Linked DNA regions of Homo sapiens: region 2 is linked to region 1. Evidence: read pairs that join two places in POLR2A ChIA-PET (ENCODE). Cell type or tissue: MCF 10A. All regions are shown on one strand. Links, peaks and the distances in the headings refer to the core of each region. The heading gives the core; the rest is flanking DNA. Region 1 overlaps CYB561 (cytochrome b561). Region 2 overlaps MARCHF10 (membrane associated ring-CH-type finger 10).

The links. Peaks named below come from ENCODE experiments on the same cell type or tissue, not always from the same donor. Only the 100,000 strongest peaks of a DNase experiment are listed, where the experiment ranks them.
Region 2: POLR2A ChIA-PET joins it to region 1 with 7 read pairs; 3 of 35 experiments call an interaction of 5 or more read pairs at or near these places.

Annotation. Positions count from the first base shown.
Region 1 is chr17:63,433,117-63,441,915 of GRCh38, forward strand. CYB561 (cytochrome b561) reads right to left here. Exons shown (of 6, transcript NM_001915.4): 2 at 4,230-4,444; 3 at 2,938-3,036; 4 at 2,572-2,675; 5 at 1,970-2,127; 6 at 1-1,478. The coding sequence starts at 4,431. The coding sequence ends at 1,286. Among named protein-coding and RNA genes, the nearest start is that of CYB561, 8.8 kb to the right of the region's middle. RefSeq lists a silencer at 1,965-2,132 and enhancers at 3,442-4,356, 3,652-3,946, 4,357-5,271. In MCF 10A, for the core only: CTCF peaks have their summits at 1,980 (motif pointing left), 2,865 and 3,067; DNase peaks (open chromatin) are centred at 235, 795 and 2,365.
Region 2 is chr17:62,720,810-62,729,757 of GRCh38, forward strand. MARCHF10 (membrane associated ring-CH-type finger 10) reads right to left here. Exons shown (of 11, transcript NM_152598.4): 7 at 4,129-4,295; 8 at 1,679-1,788. The region is part of intron 2 of MARCHF10-AS1 (MARCHF10 antisense RNA 1); the gene reads left to right. Among named protein-coding and RNA genes, the nearest start is that of MARCHF10-AS1, 19 kb to the left of the region's middle. RefSeq lists an enhancer at 4,120-4,199. In MCF 10A, for the core only: no CTCF peak of the experiment used is centred there; a DNase peak (open chromatin) is centred at 4,072.

The sequences.
Region 1 (8,799 bases), core at 1-5,000:
CCATCTCCCGGGTTCACACCATTCTCCTGCCTCAGCCTCCCAAGTAGCTGGGACTACAGGCGCCCACCACCACGCCTGGCTAATTTTTTTGTATTTTTAGTAGAGACGGGGTTTCACTGTGTTTGTTAGTCAGGATGGTCTTGATCTCCTGGCCTCGCACACGATCAGTGTTCTAATCACACTATTTCCAGGCCGAAGCCAAATGGTGACTCAGCTAACATGACACTCTTTATGGGGCTGGAGTGATGTGCAGACACCACGGGGGATGACTGTAGTTGTTCTGACTCCATCCTGACTTCCTGGAAAGATGGGCAGCAGATAAGGAGAAGGCTCGTCCTCCAGAACAGAGGCAGCAGCTCCAGCAGCCCCAGGGGGCTCTAGCCACAGCCAGCAGCAGCGGTTTTTCATTTAAAAAATTATAAGGTTTGTGCCCTCTGCCTCCCAGCCTGAGCAGAGCCTGGGTGAGCCTGGGAGAGGAAACCAGAGCTGAGCCGCAAGGGGGGTGCTACAAGGAGGGAGCCCCAGCAGGAAGGGGCTGCAAGGTGCCCCCCATCCCCAACCCCCATGTCTGGAGCAGCCTGGGAGGAGGCCCGCCTGCATCTGCCAAGAGAAAGTCTGTCTGAAGTCATGGGCTTCTATCCCCTCTCCCACCAAAGCCATCCTAGGGCTAAAGGGTTAAAGAAGAGGAAGGTCAGGACTACAGCTGGGCCACAGCCTCATCTCAGAGCTTCCCAGGGGCCAGTCCCTCCCCTCTCCTGGGGAACCTTGCTTTCACCACCAACATACTTTACACATCATATCACTTGCTCCTCTGCCAAAGGCCGGGCCCATTTGTGCCACGTGTTATTCAGGCTGGAGGGACTCCTTGTTTGAATTCAGCAGCCATCGTGGCCTTTCCAGGCCTGTCCCTGAGGCCCCCCCAGTTTCCCCTGGCCTTGCCCCAGGCATCTGCTGCCAGGAGGGTGGGGCCTCCTCTCTCGCTTCTTTAAAGATCTGTGCTCTGCGACCAGGACCGAACACCCGAAGTCCTACCCAAAGCCTTCTGCACTGAAGGGGGCAACAGAGACACGGGAGCCACACACAATGAACTGGTCTATAGCAGCGGAGAAAGGAGAAGCAGAGGAGGCGGAGACCTGACCCCAGAAAGCAGCACTCAAACAGATGCAGCTGCACCCACGCGCCCGCCTGCTGCCAGAGCCACTCTCCGGAGCCTGCAGTCCTGAAGACGCCTCAGCAGGGGCAGGCAAGAAGACACCCCGCGAACCCCCAGGGCCGGCCGGGCGCATCACTGGGAGCCGGGGCTATCTCCCTCCGTCAGCGTCTTGAAGTCCATGGAGAGGGCCTGCTCTTCCGCCTGGGAAGGCCGCTTCCAGTCGGCCCGGGTCAAGATGTAGAGCACCGCCCCACCGAAGCAGGCCAGCAGCAGGCCCAGCACGTTGGCCAGGACACCCTCGGGCTCAAATGCGCTATACTTGCCCCTGCAGGGGTGAGAGGAAGGGAGAAGCTGCCCAAGGGGTCACAATTAGGCCAAATGCCCTTTGTATCCTGGGCCTTAAAGATGCCATGGGGATTCCAGCACCAGCCCCTGCCTCCCTGCCCTGCCTGAAGAGAACAACCATCCCCCCGCCCCCAACCAGCAATCTCCAGCTATGGCTCACAGACAAAAAGAGATGGGCAATGTAAAAACCTAGATCAATATTCTAGCTCTAAGCAGTTGTCCTGCAGATCCTGCTGCGTGGTGGGAATAAATAGGGTGCCCATAGCCCAGAAGTTTCTTTGAAAGGGTAAAATCAAGAAAGCTAACCAAAGCCAAGCCCCAAGCACCCAAATCTTAGCAAGCATAACTACAGCCACCAGTTGTGACGCCACGAGAGGCGGCTCAGGAAGCCACAGCTGGGGAAGCTGAAGGCAGGGTGAGGTCTGTGCAAGGGTGGCCCAGGCCCTGCCCTCTCCCACCCAGGACACTCACCCGAGGTTGAACAGCAGTGCCTCCTTCAGGCCCAGCAGGGCGGTGCCCACGGAAAGGAGGAAGATGGTAGCACCAAAGAAGATGTGCTGTGGGCGGTAGCGGCTCCGCAGGGAGAATGAAGCTCCGGGGAACAGGAAGAAGCTGAAGCCCACCAGCCACTAGGATTTGAAAGGAGACGGTTCCGGGACAGGGCGGCCGGACACCCCAGCAGCCGAGGTCGGCCAGGCCCACACCCACGTGCCCACGTGGCGACTGTGAGCCCCTCAGCCCTGCCTGGTTTCCTTCCTCCTCAGCACAGTGGTGGGAGGAGCACTAAGCGCTTAGGGACAAGGGACCGGTCCCCCAACGCTTGAGGCCTTGGCACACTCAGAAAGCTGGGCTTGTGGCCAAAAGTGCTGAGTCAGCCATGGGGCGCCTGGGAGCTGGGCACCCTTGGCCGCCAATCCTAGCTTTGCACCCGCACAGGCCTGGGAAGGCAGCTCTCTCACCTGCACACACCCCAGAAATCAGGCCCTTCCATGAGGTACATTTCAGCCCAGCTCCCCTCCTCCTCCCACCTCCCTGGTAGGTGGCCCCAGGCCCGGGGTGTTGGAAGGACTCACCTGCACAAAGTACAGGACAAAGACAAGGATCCCGCACCAGCTGTGTAGGCTGTACAGGTCAGCGTAGCCCTTCTTCCTGTGGTAGTCGAACACCGCCACCAAGCCTGGGCCAGAGACAGGTCATATGAGGACAGGGTTGGATGTGGAAAAGGAAGGTGTAAGATGACCCAGGGGAACCAGCTAGCGGGACTTCTGGGCTTTAGTCCCAGCTCGAGGGCTGCCAGCACCTAGTGGCCCTGCAGGGGATGTTTGGGGTGGGGGCGGGCCCATCACAGCTCTGGGGAGGGAACAGAGCAGGTGAAGCGGCTGTTTGCCATACCTGAAGAGGCAGGCAGGTGGCGGGGAAGGCCGCGCCCGGGAACTCACCAACCAGGGCGATGACGAGCGCAAAGATGTGCAGCAGCCCGTGCAGGACCTTGGTGGTGCGTTTAGCTTCGTTCCTGAAGACACGGTAAACCAGCAGGGCTGTGGGAGGTGAGAGAGGGAACGTGAGTGCATCCGCCTGTGCGTGAGGCCTCCTGCCCCAGCAGCAAGGAGGCACCTTGGTGGAGAGGTGATGTGAGCTGACGGCTTGTAACAGGAGCCTAGCTGCAGGAACCGGAGGAGAAAGCCAGGTTCCCTGGGGACCCTGGGCAGCTCCTGGCCTTCTCTGAGGGCACCTAGGGCTGTGTGCACCTTAACACCCCTCCCCCACCCTCCAACCTCCCCCAGCTGTGCACAAAGAGGGCAGGGCCGGAGGCTGCACCACAGTCCCCACCACCAGGACAGGCAGTGAAGGCAGCGCCTCTGCCCTCGTCCCCACCTAAAGGAGCTGCCCGGCCCAGCAGACGCCCCCCTCCACCCACCTTCTTGTCAGGTGTCCTGCAAATTCCAGGCTGTGTTTGAGGTCCACTGTTGGTCACACTGAGGCAACAAGCAGCCTCTGAGTTCACCTGTTAGCCACGTGGCTCCTCACACAGGCCCCCACCTAAGCCTGGGCAGATGGTCCTACTCCTAGCAAGCAGGCGCCTGGCTCCCAAGCAGAACCTTGTGATCCCAGCCTGATCTCCCGCGTCCAGAAGAGGTGGGCAAGGCCAGGTCACGTGAGGAATGCCTCTTAGCTTTCTGCTGCTCAGGAATGGCTGTCACCAGGACCACCTCTAGGAAGAGCGGGTCAACCGGATGCAGATCCCGCTTCCTGGATCCCTGGCCTGGAGGCAGGTGGAGGCCAAGCACTGCCTTGCTCCTGCCCCAGGGGGAGGCGCTCTAGCTCTGCCAAGTCCAAGACCAACAACACACATGCGCGCGCACGCACGCACGCATACAAACTCTCACATATGATTACTTTTTTTCCCTCAATTCAAACCACCCCTGCAGCAGGGCCTGGCTCGGAGCCTCATTCCTTTCCCTCTGCTGCAAGAAGTGCCCGCCTTGGATGCTGTGTGTGGAAACGAGGTGAAAATGCTGGACCAGGCTGGAGAGGAGCTGCCACTCACCAACCTCAGAGCCTGGGTTTGGATTCCATCTCCCCAGGCTCTGAACCAGCTTCTGTCTCTGTCTTTTCTAGAATCTTAGATTTGTCCAACCAGAAGAGACCGCAGGGGTGACAAGACCCCTGCAAACTGCCTCTCAGGGACCCCCACAAGCCCGGGAAAAGAGGAGCGGCCCATGGGACTCACCATTTCCCTGCAGGAAGATCAGGCCTATGACCATGCAGAGGGGGTGCGCGTTGAACTGCAGGTCGCTCTCCCAGGCAATGCCGCCTCGGTACAGCCCGAGCCACGCGCCGGTCATGGCCACCAAGGTCAGGCCCAGCAGCTGGGAGAAGGCCACGTAGTAAGGCAGTGCTGTGGGGGTGGCTGCCGCGGCCCCGCCCTCCATGCTGAGGCAAACGCTGCAAGAAAGAGCAGAGCTCAGAGGAGCAGCGCACAGCACCCCGAGATGCGCACAGCCCCCGCGGATGCACACAGCCCCCCAAGATGCGCACAGGCCCCCCGAGATGTACACACCCCTCAAGATGCGCACAGCCGCCCCCGGAGATAAGCACGGTCCCCCCAGATATGCACAGCCCCCCCCGAAATGCGCACAGCCGCCCCTGCTAGATGCGCGCAACACCCCCCCCGGGTTGCGCACAGCCCCCTCCAGATGCGCACAGCCACCCCGCTAGATGGGCACAGCCCCCCCGAGATGCACACAGCACCCCCAGATGCGAGCAGCCCCCCTGAGATGCGCATGTCCCCCCCACGGATGCGCACAGCCCCTAGAGACTGCGCCTGAGATGCGGCGCGGCTCCTCCCACGGCGGCCCCGCCACCCTCCCCCGAGGCTCCCGCTGGAAGCAGCGCTCGCTCTCCTACCCGCAAGCCCCTTCCCACCCATCGTCCTGAGGCAGAGGTCTCAAGTCTCGGGAGTGGCTGGGGGGAGGGGCCCAGCCTCCCCACGGGGACAGGCGTGACCTGGGACACGACGCCAGGAGTTCCATATGCGGTGAGGGTGCAAGGAAAGATACCCCAAATTCTAGTGAGCTCAAGGGCCCAGTGCCCGGCTTTGTTTTCTGTTTCATGAGGCCCTGGCCTTCCCTGGGTGGGCTTTACAGGTGAGTTACACAGGCAAGCGCGCTCCTTGACGGGAAGGAAGGGGCTGGTCACACCTTTTCTCCAGACGCGTCATGAAGTACATCTCGGGAGAAATGGGAAGTCTCCCTCCCCCATCCTGGTTTTTAACTCCATGCTGGCGATGAGGAGGCCTCCCCACCCCACACCCAGGAGAGCCAGCCCCGCTCCCCCCACGCCCCCGCCCGCCCCCCACCCCGCTCCCCGCCCGGCCGCGCCTGCAGAGTAGAAGTGCCCCGACCATGCTGCACACAGGGACCTGTCAGCACACAGGGACAGGGCACTTCCCCTCCACACCAGGGGCGGGGCGGACCCGCACTCTAGAGGGGCCCTCAGGGAGGTTTCCAAAACTGAAGGCCCCCAGAAACGAGGCCTGCGAAGGGGCCGGGTAGAGCTCAGCACGGCTGTCCCAGGTGCTCGGCCCCACGTGGCCCTCCAGGAGGAAAGGAGAGCGGGTGGTTCCTAGCGAAGCAGCAATGAGAAGGCCCCGCTAAGAGCCCAAGGGAGTGCCCAGTGCCTGCACAGCTTCATGCCGGCCGGAGAGCACCCAGCAGCTGGGGATGGGAGGAGAGGCGGCAGGAGGAGAACAAGCGGGGCTCTCCCCTCACCCGGCAGCGGCCTGTGCGCCACGGAAAAGTGCTGCCATGGCCCACAGTTGCCACTGCAACTGCCACCACCATGGCCACCACAAGCAGACCCCAGAGCACTGCTGCTGCCCCCCATCCCGCCCCGGTTCCCCACTGGCCCCTTGCCACGGTCCAGCCTCTCCTGGCAGCAACTGTATCAGAACTAGGGGGACAGTGGCCAGCACAGGGGCACTGACCCCCTTCACACCCGGCACACGCTCTGCCCTGCAGTGCCCAGGAGCTGGTTTTCAGTCCCTCCCAGTGATGGGCTCCTTCTCTGCTCCCCAGTTCTCTCTGCCACATCGGACAACTGTTGGCAACTCCACCATTAAAGGGGGGGTGTGTGTGTGGGCCGGGTGCGATGGCTCACACCTATAATCCCAGCACCTGGGGAGGCCAAGGCGAGTGGATCACCTGAGGCCAGGAGTTCAAGACCAGCCACAACATGGTGAAACCCTATCTCTACTAAAAATATAAAAATTAGCCGGGCATGGTGGCTCACACCTGTAATCCCAGCTACTTGGGAGGCTGAGGCACTAGAATCCCTTGAGCTCAGGAGGCAGAGTTTGCAGTGGGCCAAGATCGCACCACTGCATTCCAGCCTGGGTGACAGAATGAGACTCTGTCTCAAAAAAAATTTTTTTTAATTAAAAAAAAAAGGGTGTGTGTGTGTGCTAATAATCCACACGCACTGCAGTAGAATATGGATCAGCAAAAAAGGTAAAATGACAGGCCATCAGAATTTGATCTATATCCTCACACACCTTCTTCCTAAAACACATATGCATCCTTTTATAGAAGCAGGATCATTTATTCCATTTTCTAACCTGCTTTTTAACTGAGGGCGTAGCACACATGGATGTTTGTGTCAATGGATACGCGCCCACATCATCATTTTCGTAACCTCACACTCTTGCATTGCACGGCCATTTTTTAGCCAACTAGTTCCCATTGTTCAGCATTTAGCTAGCTTTCGATTTCAGTTTTCCACCAAATAAACAACAGGATGTGGTCATCTGCAAACTTCTCTGCAGGGAATCCTGAAACAAGGGCTAGGTTCTGTTTTAGACTTCTGACACATTCCATCAAATCATCTCCCAGAAACATAGCTCCAATCCACATTCCCAGGGTGGACGGGAATACGGGATTCCAGAAGCCCCAGCCAACAATAAATCCTATTTTTGGAACTCCTGCCTCTGTCCTTATCTGTCACCTACACGGGTATCAGTTCTGTCCCCGCCACCCCAAATTCAAGCCCCATTTCTGACGGTTCACTACTCATCTCTACCTGGACATCCCACAGACGCTTCAAACCCAGCTCGTCCCAAGTCACCTTCTCTCCCATCGTCGCCAAGTTCTCTCATGCCCTCCCCACTAGCTAGCAGGGCTGCCCTTCTTCCGGGCCCAGGTGACACCTCAGCTCCTCCACAGAAGGCTGCCCAGGCCGCCGCATGCTGGCACCCCTCCCCTCACTTCCCTCCTGAGCATCCTCACTGCCCCACCCAAGTCAGGGCCTGCAGCTTCTCCCTCTTCAACGTGACAGACATGCCAGGGACAAAGCCAGCTCCCAACATCATGCTGTCCCCTGCGTAAGTGCCCCCGAGTGCCAGTGAAATGCCAACTGCATGGCATGATCCTGCCCGTTTCCATCTGCAGCCCCCACTGTTCCTGCTAGGCCCTCTAGAGGAGACGCCTGGGCTCACAGAATCCAAGGACATGGCCCAGCCTGGCTCCCTGCTGTGGGCCCACACCCCTGCCTCCACTCCTCAGGCACCGCGGTGCGCAGATCACTCTGTCCCCAGGCTCTCCCGGAGCCTCCTTACCCTCGCGGTGCCCTGTCTGCTCCTCGAAGGCAGGGACGCTCTCACTCCTCCTTGGGTATCTTTGGGTCTCTAATACCCCGAGTCTAACAGGAAAATGTACTGAAAGAAGTGCTGTCCCCCCTGGTCACTTGTTGTCTGTCCTCCTCTCCAGGTCGCCGCCTCCTTTATTAGATTCATCCCCAGAGAGCCTGGCTGCAGGCAGAATCTGATTAGCTACAAATTAGGAAGAACAGAGGGGACATCACCTCTCCCTCTGCTGGGTGACCCGGCAACTTCCTCACACCTCGTGGAGTACAAAGGGCAGGAGAGGCCCGCAGAGCGAGGGGCCGCTGCCCACTCCTTCCTTCCCACCAGGCTCCCTGGAAGACAGTGGACATCAGAGCCAGGCTCTCTTCTCGCAGCGACGACTGCCTGCGGCTTCAACATCCTACAGTGAAATGCCCGGCCTGGCCTCCCGGGGAGTCGGAACCATAACATTGTTTGCTCCCCACCATGGCAGGGCAGACGTGTGCTTGGTGTGTCAGTAGGGTGGGGACCCAACAGCCTGTGAGCACCTGCTCTGTGCTGGGCACTTCATGCCATCTCTAATGTCACCCTTAAATGACACTGTGTGGATAACAGGAGCATTGCCCCAATTTGACAGGCCAGGAAATGGAGGCTCAAAGAGGACAAGCGACAGGCCCCCAAATTCCCATCAGCAAATAGCAGCTCAACTCAACCCGCAGCCACCTGCACTTGGCCAGGTGCTAGGGCCACACAGAGGGGGCCTGGTCCCTGCCCTAAAGGGGCGTGCAGATGAGCTTTGGTACAGACCCAATTTTCAGGTAAGGGTGGTACAAGTTCAAGCCAGGAGCTAATCTGGGCCTCCAAGACCCGTCCCAGCATGCACACGGAAGACGGCACCCCTGCTTTGATGTCTGTGGGCAATAGCATCTCTAGCTCTCCTGCCGAACAGTGGCTGCCTGCTCGTGGCTTTGGCCTTTCCAAGGCCCAGGAACTAGGGTGGTGCTGTCAGTCTTTCCAGAGACTGAGGCCAGCAAGGGTCTGTGTTGGAGCTCACTGAGGAAGCTGCTTTGACGCAGGGGAAGCTCCCGGGCGGTGCCCCCCCTCCTGTGCCAGTCCTCCTGCGTCCTCCCCGCCTCGGTTCCACCATGGCACTAAGCACTGGTGCGTGCAAGACAGCAGGCCC
Region 2 (8,948 bases), core at 2,170-7,169, 710 kb before region 1:
TGGTTTCCATAGAGCTTTCTGCTCAGGAGTCTCTGCTCCGGTAAGTTGTGATTTTTTTTTTTTTTTTTTTTTTTTTGAGATGGAGTCTCACTCTGTCGCCCAGGCTGGAGTGCAGTGGTGCGATCTCGGCTCACTGCAACCTCTGGCTCCCAGGTTCAAGCGATTCTCAAGCCTCAGCCTCCTGAGTAGCTGAGATTACAGGCATGCGCCACCACGCCCAGCTAATTTTTGTATTTTTAGTAGAGATGGGGGTTTCGCTGTGTTGGCCACGCTGGTCTCAAACTCCTGACTTCAAGTGATCCGCCCACCTTGGCCTCCCAAAGTGCTGGGATTAGTGATTCTATCTGCCTGTCTTTCCAATTTTAGGGGCAGTGATTTGCTCTGTGACTTCACTTCTCTTATGGATCTAAGAAGGGTTGTTGATTTTGCACTTTTTAAAGCTTTTTACTTGTTGTTAAAACGAAGTGACAACTTCAAACTCTTTACATACTGAACTGGAAAGTGTACTAAGTCTTTGAAACTTGGTGTTTAAAATTAGGTGATATATTACCCCCCTTTTTTTTTTTGGTACTGTGTCTTTGAAATTTGGTGTGTATGTGACACTTACAGGATATGTTGATTAGAACAAGCCACCTGTTCATTAGCCACAAGTGGCTTGTGACTTCTATATTGAACAAAATAGTATTAGGTTGGTGCAAAAGTAATTGTGGATATTGCCAACAAAAGTGGCAAAACTGCAATTACTTTTGCACCAACCTAATAGTTCTAAATGGAAGACTGTTTGCCTGAGAATTGGGTGATTAACTGTTATCTCAGGCACAAATCAACTTCCCACTTGAGGGTAACTAACTTTTTTACAATATTAGAAATGCAGTCCAAATACCCTAGGAGAGTTAATTCACTAGGTGATAAAGATCAGCCAGTAGGCATTTACCTCATGTTCATTAGCTGTATGTAGGTAAAGCAGTTCCTTCTTATCCCAGGGTTACTTGGTATTTAAATTAGGGACCATTTCCTCCAAGACCCTGATTTTTTTTTCTCTTGTTATTAAATTACTTCTGCAAACGTGGGTGTGGAGCTTGCCAGAATTTTTTGGTATTTTTCTGTGTCCAGTTGCCCACTGAAGCTTCTTACTTTTGTTCCCAACAGCAGGGCAAACTCAACCCAGGACAAATAAGACTTCCAACTCTCGGCCAGGTGTAGTGGCTCACACCTGTAATTGTAGCACTCTGGGAGGTGGAGGCAGACAGATCACTTGAGATCAGGAGTTCGAGACCAAGCTGGCCAACATGGAGAAACCCCATCTCTACTAAAAATACAAAAATTAGGTGGGTGTGGTGGCACACGCCTGTAATCCCAGCTACTCAGGAGGCTGAGGTGGGAGGATCGCTTGAACCTGTGAGGCAGAGTTTGCAGTGAGATTGTGCCACTGCATTCCCGCCTGGGCGACAGAGTGAGACTCTGTCTCAAAAAAAAAAAAAAAAAAAAAAGGCTTTTCAACTCTCTAATACTCTAATTTAGTGGCAGGTCTTCTCAGAGAAGTAAGCTAAATGGATATTGTCAGACTCCTGCCAGCAGAGACCTTCTACATTTCTTAGATCAGGGAAGGGGAATGTCTTCTCGCCCTGCCCCTCTAACATACTTTAACCTGTGGAGGCAGAGTGGCCACATTTCTTACCTGAGATTGCTGGTGCTTCTGGTAGAACTCAATCATGTTAAAGTCACCCAGGTCAACCAGCAGGCCTTGCTTACACATCTCACAGGTCTTCACGGCACCAAGATCTGCTCCTTAAATTGGATAAAGAATTATATGTACATATAACCATGGGTCTGTTTGTGTTAGCACTTTGGACAGGTGATATTTGGGGAGTGAACTTGTGTGTGTTATGAATTCTGAGCTTCAGTGACCTTCCTTTAAAGCCAGCCATCTTCTGTAGAAAATGACCTTGAATCTGAGAGCTGAAAAATTTCCTTTGTAGTCATCTATTATGCAAGCTTCATAGAAGTGAAATTCCCACGACTTTTAAATAGCAGATCTTGCTTTCTATTTAAATATAAACAGGATGGTTCATAAACTTGGAATTGCTGCACAGAGGCTAAGAGTCTGTAACACAGGTGTTTGTAAAAAGAGTGACTATTCAGCTTTTTTTTTTTTTATTGTAGACCCAACACAGGTCCAAGTAAATAAATTAGTGAGGACCAAAATAGATGGCAGAAGCTATTCTCGATCAATGGCTTAAAAATCTGCCTTTACTCCTGCCCAGGTAACATTGCCACCTGAGAACAGTGAGGGAGCGAGGGGCCAGGTGTGGGTACTAGTTACAGTAGTACCCAGGGCCAGCTCATCAGCCTGAGCTCAGACTCATCGGGGAAAAGGAATATGAGAAGGCTTCCTTTGTTGCTGTTTTTATAAAAACAGGCATTCTAGATCAGCATTTTTATCCTATTCCCCAATGCAAAAGTGGAGGATGCAGAGCTGGGCTGTTATGTCTAAGCAAACATTCTGCCAGACAGTTTCTCCCCCTTAGTTGCGGCTTTTGACTAATGATGTACTGGTGTTTATTTTATGCATTAGAAAATAAAAGACCTATTAGTTACCTGCATGTATTTGGTAAAAATAGGGCTTGTGCAGTTTCATACCTCCATTCTATTTCCCCACTGGGGATATAAAGAAACAGTAAATAATAGAGACTTTCAAAGGGCAAGGATGAACAGGAAGTAATCCCTTATCTGCATTTTGTTCGCTTGACTTTTTTTTTTTTTTTTTTTAGCGTCATTCAGTAACGCTTTAGGCTACCAAATGTCCCATGAGTCTTCCGATCGAATCCTACTGAACACACCCATACAAGCGTTGACATTTATGAGCATAGCAGCATTTTCATGACATGTTTCACAGGTAACTTTTTCTGTGTTAGATGTTTAATTGGCCCAAATTTCTAGGAAGATAAAGGATTGCATGGCAGAGTCGTTAGCAACCAAAATCTACTCGTTTTCTTCCCTCTCTGAAGGACTGAATATTTTGCTCGTTATATGGATATGCGTTTAAGCATCTTGATCAGTGGACTTATATTTCTTATGCTAGGGAAGTTGCATAAAACGGGCTCCATGGATGACACAGTAATATGATTACCCCACGTGTTCATTCTCTGATTCCATGGTGTGCTGTCCTTGGTGAGGGGGCGTGGCAACACCTCATGGGGACAGGGTAAAGCTCTAAGTCTCCCTGCAGCCTGGATAGTGACGGCTAAGGAGAAGGATATGGAAGACGGGGAGAAATAGGATCTGGCTGTGGGGGGATATGTTTTCAGAGATGTGTGTCTGAAAGAAGCCGCAGCTATTTTCTGATCAAGTTGCTCTTTGCACTGATGTTCCATGCATTTTTTTTTTTTTTTTGCTTAAAGTTGATCTCATTCCTAAAGCCATGCTTTAAAGAAACCTTCTGTTCTCTGCCCAGAAAACTACAGCCGACCTACCGATGTGGTTGTATTTAGGTTATAACCTGCTCAGGGAGTTGAGAAGGTGCCGCACACCCAGTTATAAGATGCTAGGGAGCTGACAAAATCAGCACATGGAAATTTCTTTATCTAATATGGTTCTAGACAATCAGATCAGCACTCTTATCCCTATTGCTAAAAGGCAGCTTTGTTTAGTTTCTTAGGTGACCCCCAAATAAAAGGAAGTAGGATGTGTGTGCTGGGGGTCTCTCATGAGGGACCTTCTGAAGTATTTTGCTGGGTGTCTGCTAGCTGGGCACGGCTACTGTGTGTCTGCTGAGCTTCCACCGCTGACCCACTTCTATTTCCTTCCTCCTGAGAGGCGATCTTAGCATCTCTGCTCAGGCCTCAAGCAGAGGTAGAATTCAATAGCATTTGTTCCCAGGAGTCTTCTCTCAGATAAAAGCAAAAAACAAAAAACAAACCAAAACAAAAACAAACAAAAAACCCCCAACTCCCTCCCATAGTTTAAAGACAGCTTTTATGAGCAAGGATCTGGAGCTCAGCCACGTGTCCCTGAGTCGCTGTTCTGCGGAGGAGAGTGAGCTGATGACAAGGCTCCGGGGCCCACACCGTGGTGCCTCATGTTAATTACATGTCGTGGCACGTTCACTGCACTTCCTTCCCCACCTACCTGATGTTATTTTCACTTTCAGCCACTTTTTCAGGCACTCTTGATGAACAAACTGCAGGCTTCCCACACAGCCGCAAGGCTCCAGGAGGGGGTTGCTTGGGGAACCCCCGGCTATCTGACAGATGCGACACAAGTCTCCCTCCTCCTCGGAGTCCTCCTCCAGGAGACTAAATGTGAAAACAAGCCCTCGTGACCAGGAGGCTACACGTTTGCAGTTTCTACAAATACCAGTTCCCAGAGCATTGACAGAGAAGGAAGAGGGCTCCTGGTACTCACCCGCTGCCCCCTCTGACCCTAGTGAGATGATTTTTGATAACACAGGCACAAATTCTCTCTTTTTTTTTGAAACAGAGTCTCACTCCGTTGCCCAGGCCGGAGTGCAGTGGCACAATATTGGCCCACTGCAGCCTCAACCTCCTCAGGCTCTGGTGATCCTCCCACTTCAGCCTCCCAAGTAGCTGGATTACAGGTGCATGCCACCACACCTGGCTATTTTAAAAATTATTTTGTAGAGATGGAGTCTCACGATGTTGCCCAGACTGGTCTTGAACTCCTGGGCTGAAGCGATCCACATGCCTTGGCCTCCCAAAGTGCTGGGATTACAGGTGTGAGCCCCTGGGCCTGGCTGAGGCACAAATTCTTGTAACAGGCTTCTTTGCAATTGTCAATACGTGTGAGCTGACATGGAGGACCAGCACTGCCACCATAAATCAAGAGGTAAAGGGAAATGGCTACAGAATCATTTTCAAACTGGAGTCAAGGCCAGGAGCCCCTCTCCCTGCCAGGAAGTTGGTGGGGGTGGCATACTGGTGAGTGCATGGGATTCGTGGTCAGGGGGCCTGGGTTTGAGGCCAGCCTCTGAAACTTGTGAGTTGTGTGACTTTGGATAAGTTCCTTAATCTTCCCAAGACCCTGTTTCCTCATCTGTACAATGAGGGTCATGGTGATAACACCACTGCCACCTACTTCCTAGGGCTGTGGCCAGGCTGGCTACGTGTGACAATGAGGAACCTGTTCTGCAAACTGTAAAGTACATCTAGTGTCTGGCAAGGTGTTGTGCACAGAGTTCACTTAATAGATGTTGGTTTAGGTGGATGATGAACCAATAAACCTGGACACAATCTCCCGAATAACACCACACATGCCAACAAATGACATCAGCATTCCAGAATGTAAGCGGCTGGAATCTGATGAAGATAAGAACTAACGAAAATGTAAGTAAAGATATTTGTGTCTAATAAATGGTGAGTGAAGAATAGCTGGTCGATGTTCATGTTGGGAGGTTTTAAGAAGCCTAAGGCTATTTTCTTTTCTTTAGAGTCCTCACGGGACTGGGGGCCATCTGGTCAAGGAAAGGAAACTGGCTAGAGACTAAAATCAAAAGAGGAAGAAATGGACATTGCTCTGGATGGAGAAATATATGCTCAATTTCTTGAAAGACTTTTTTCCCCATGAAAGGGCAGCTCAGTGTAAAGAAGCAGAATTACAGTTTTCCATTATGGACATTCTCAATAACTTAAAGACATTTTCAACATTCAGACTTCAATACATTTCAACATAATTTCCATATTTTCGTAAGTAATCAGGAAGAACATGTGTACATGGGAGTGAGTGCTCCAACTGGTGAAGATAAACTAGAGAGAGATCTTGCAAGTTTGAGAAGGTAGGCAGAAAAGTGGTAGAAGATTATTTTTTGTTGTTGTTGTTTGTTTTGAGATGGAGTCTTGCTCTGTCACCCAGGCTGGAGTGCAGTGGCTCGATCTCAGCTCTCTGCAACCTCTGCCGGATTCAAGCGATTCTCCTGCCTCAGCCTCCCGAGTAGCTGGGATTATAGGCGTGCACCACCACACCTGGCTAATTTTTGTATTTTTAGTAGAGATAGGGTTTCACCATGTTGGCCAGGCTGGTCTCGAACCCTTGACCTCAGGTGATCCGCCTGCCTTGGTCTCTCAAAAGTGCTGGGATTACAGGTGTGAGCCACCACACCTGGCCTAGAAGATTTTTAATTTAGGCAACTACACGGGATTTGCATTTGGAAACAAGTGCTCTAAATCAGTGGTTTCCAATAGAAAATAAATGACCATCAGGTTCACCGGTAGAGATTTTACAAACAGATTCCTGGGCTCCACCCTTAGAGGTTCTGGTTCAGTATCTGGGGCCCAGGAACCTGAACGTTAAGATGGTCATGCAGGTCTGAAGATCACTGATCTCAACAGGAGGACGAAGGGCTCTGTGGTGAACTTGTTATGGTTGATAAATATCTGACTCTTAACTTAAGGTCCTCCATCTTCTCAAAGGTATAGGTGGGGATCCACTGGCTACCCTACTTTGCAAAAAAATTTTTTTTAACAAATAAAAGTGAAGAAGAGACAGAAAAGCACAGAAAAGAAAAGGAGAATCAAGCATAAAATCATTACCCCAAAGTAACTGCTTGTTAATAGTTGAGTCTGGCCGGGTGCAGTGGCTCACACCTGTAATCCTAGCACTTTGGGAAGCCGAGGCAGGAGGATGGCTTGAGCTCAGGAGTTCAAGCCCAGCCTGGGCAACACAGCGAGACCTTGTCTCAAAAAAAAAGAAAAAAATATATAGCTTGGTGTACTAGCCTTTGGTATTACTCCTGTGCACATACTGTTTTATAGAATTGAGACTGCTTTTAGGATTAGCTCAAGATAGCAGGCTAAGCACCCCCATCAGTCTCCTTTCCCACACAAATCTCTTAAAAGACCAAAAAAGAAAATTAAATAGAATGAATCCACAATAGTGCTGGAAAACAAGCAGGCCAGAAATAATGAGGAATTCTTGGAAAGTCGATGAAGATATGATGATATTGACGAGAGGAAAGGAAATGGCAACCCAAGGCATTCTCACAGAAGCATGGAGAAGGGAAGGGCAGACCCAGGGAAATGCCAGGCTTGGGCTGCACCAATGCAGGGGATGGGGCAATTATGAGGGTACGAGCTCAAGAACTGCTTCAGCACGAGGGGACCAGCTGCTGCCCCCTTTCAGATACCCTGTGATGCAGGCAGCAGGTGGCATAGTGCCTCTCCCAGGGGAACATTCTGTCATTGTATTCCAAAGAAAGGGAACTCTCCATAAAGGTCAAAGTTTTTTGTCTTGCTAGAGACAGGTCTCACTCTGTCGCCCAGTGGCAATCATAGCTCACTGCAACCTCAAGCTCCTGTGCTCAGCTGATCCTCCCACTCCAGCCTCCCAAGTAGCTGTGACCACAGGTGCACGCCACCATGCCCAGCTAATTTTAATTTTTTTTTTCTTAGAAACAGGGTCTCCATTGTTGCCAGGACTGGTTTCAAAGTTTTGGCCTCAACCAATCCTGCCTCAGCCTCCCAAAGTACTGGGACTGTGGGGAGTGAGCCACTGTGCCTGGCCACAGGTCAAAGTTTTTCAAAAAGTTCACGAATGACATTCAATTACACAAAACCTCCCATTCAGGAAACTGGATCTCAGAGGAGAAAAAGCACACAATTGCCGGGGACAGCGTGCTGGCCACCTCTCTCTACTAAACCACCCATTCCTTCCTTCATGAAACAACTGGGGGCCACCTGTCACATGTGGAAACCACCAGCATGAATGAGAGGGGACAAGGAAAATAAGTCAGCTGACTCTAGAGGAAATGAATTGTTTAACGAAGGGAGGAGGTAATTCTCAGGAGGATTCAGAGAATATTGGCAGCTGCTATGTAAAAGGAACAGCAAGAGATAAGGAGGATTTCTGGAGATTTAAAAAAATGTGATTAACGAAATAAAAAATTCCAGGTGAAACAATATTAATGGACAAAATATAATTCAGGCTAAAAGTCTAAAGCTAAATATTGATTGATCCACCAAGAAGAGATCAGCCATGAGCTTTAATGCACTAAATAAAAGCAAAATTCTTATACATGCAAAGGAGAATGGGCAAATCCAAATCAGAGTGAAGGATTTTAATCAATGTCTTTCAGAAATTGACAAACTCAATGGAAAAGAATAAAGTATGAAGGGTTTTTTTGTTTGTTTTTAAGACAGGGGTCTCACTCTATTGTCCAGGCCGGAGTGCAGTGGCAAGATCTTGGCTCACTGCAGCCTCTGCCACCTCCTGGGCTCAAAGTGATCCTCCTGCCTCAGCCTCTCAAGTAGCTGGGACCACAGGCACACGCCACCACCCCAGGTTATTTATTTATTTTTTTTTTGTAGAGACGGGGTTTTGCCATGTTGCCCAGGCTGGTCTTGAATTCCTGAGCTCAAGGAATCTGCCCACCTTGGCCTCTAAAAGTGCTGGGATTATAGGTGTGAGCCACTGTGCCTGGCCTGAAGGATTTTAACATATGTATTTTATATATGTATGCCAACAAAGAGAGAAGAAAGAATGTACAACCTTTTCTAATGCCATAGCATATTTATAAGTATTGAATATGTATTAGGGCACAAAAAATACTGTTCGTATTTTCTGAGATCACAATGTAATTAAATTAGGATGGGCAATAAAAAATTTTGAAAAGAGGGTAACAAAGAGAGATTATATATATATTTATATGTAGATGATATATATTTATTATATAAATATACTAAAAATATATTTAATCTATGTGTGTATATATATACATATATATGTATAAATATACAAATATAAATGTATAAATATATAAATATATATATATTTTTAGAGACAGGGCCTCACTTTGTCACCCAGGCTGGAGTGCAGTGATCACAGCTCACTGTAGACTCGACCTTCTGGGCTCAAGGGATACTCCTGCCTCAGCCTCTAGAGTAGCTGGGACTACAGACATGTGTCATTACACCCAGAGAACATATATATTTTTTGTA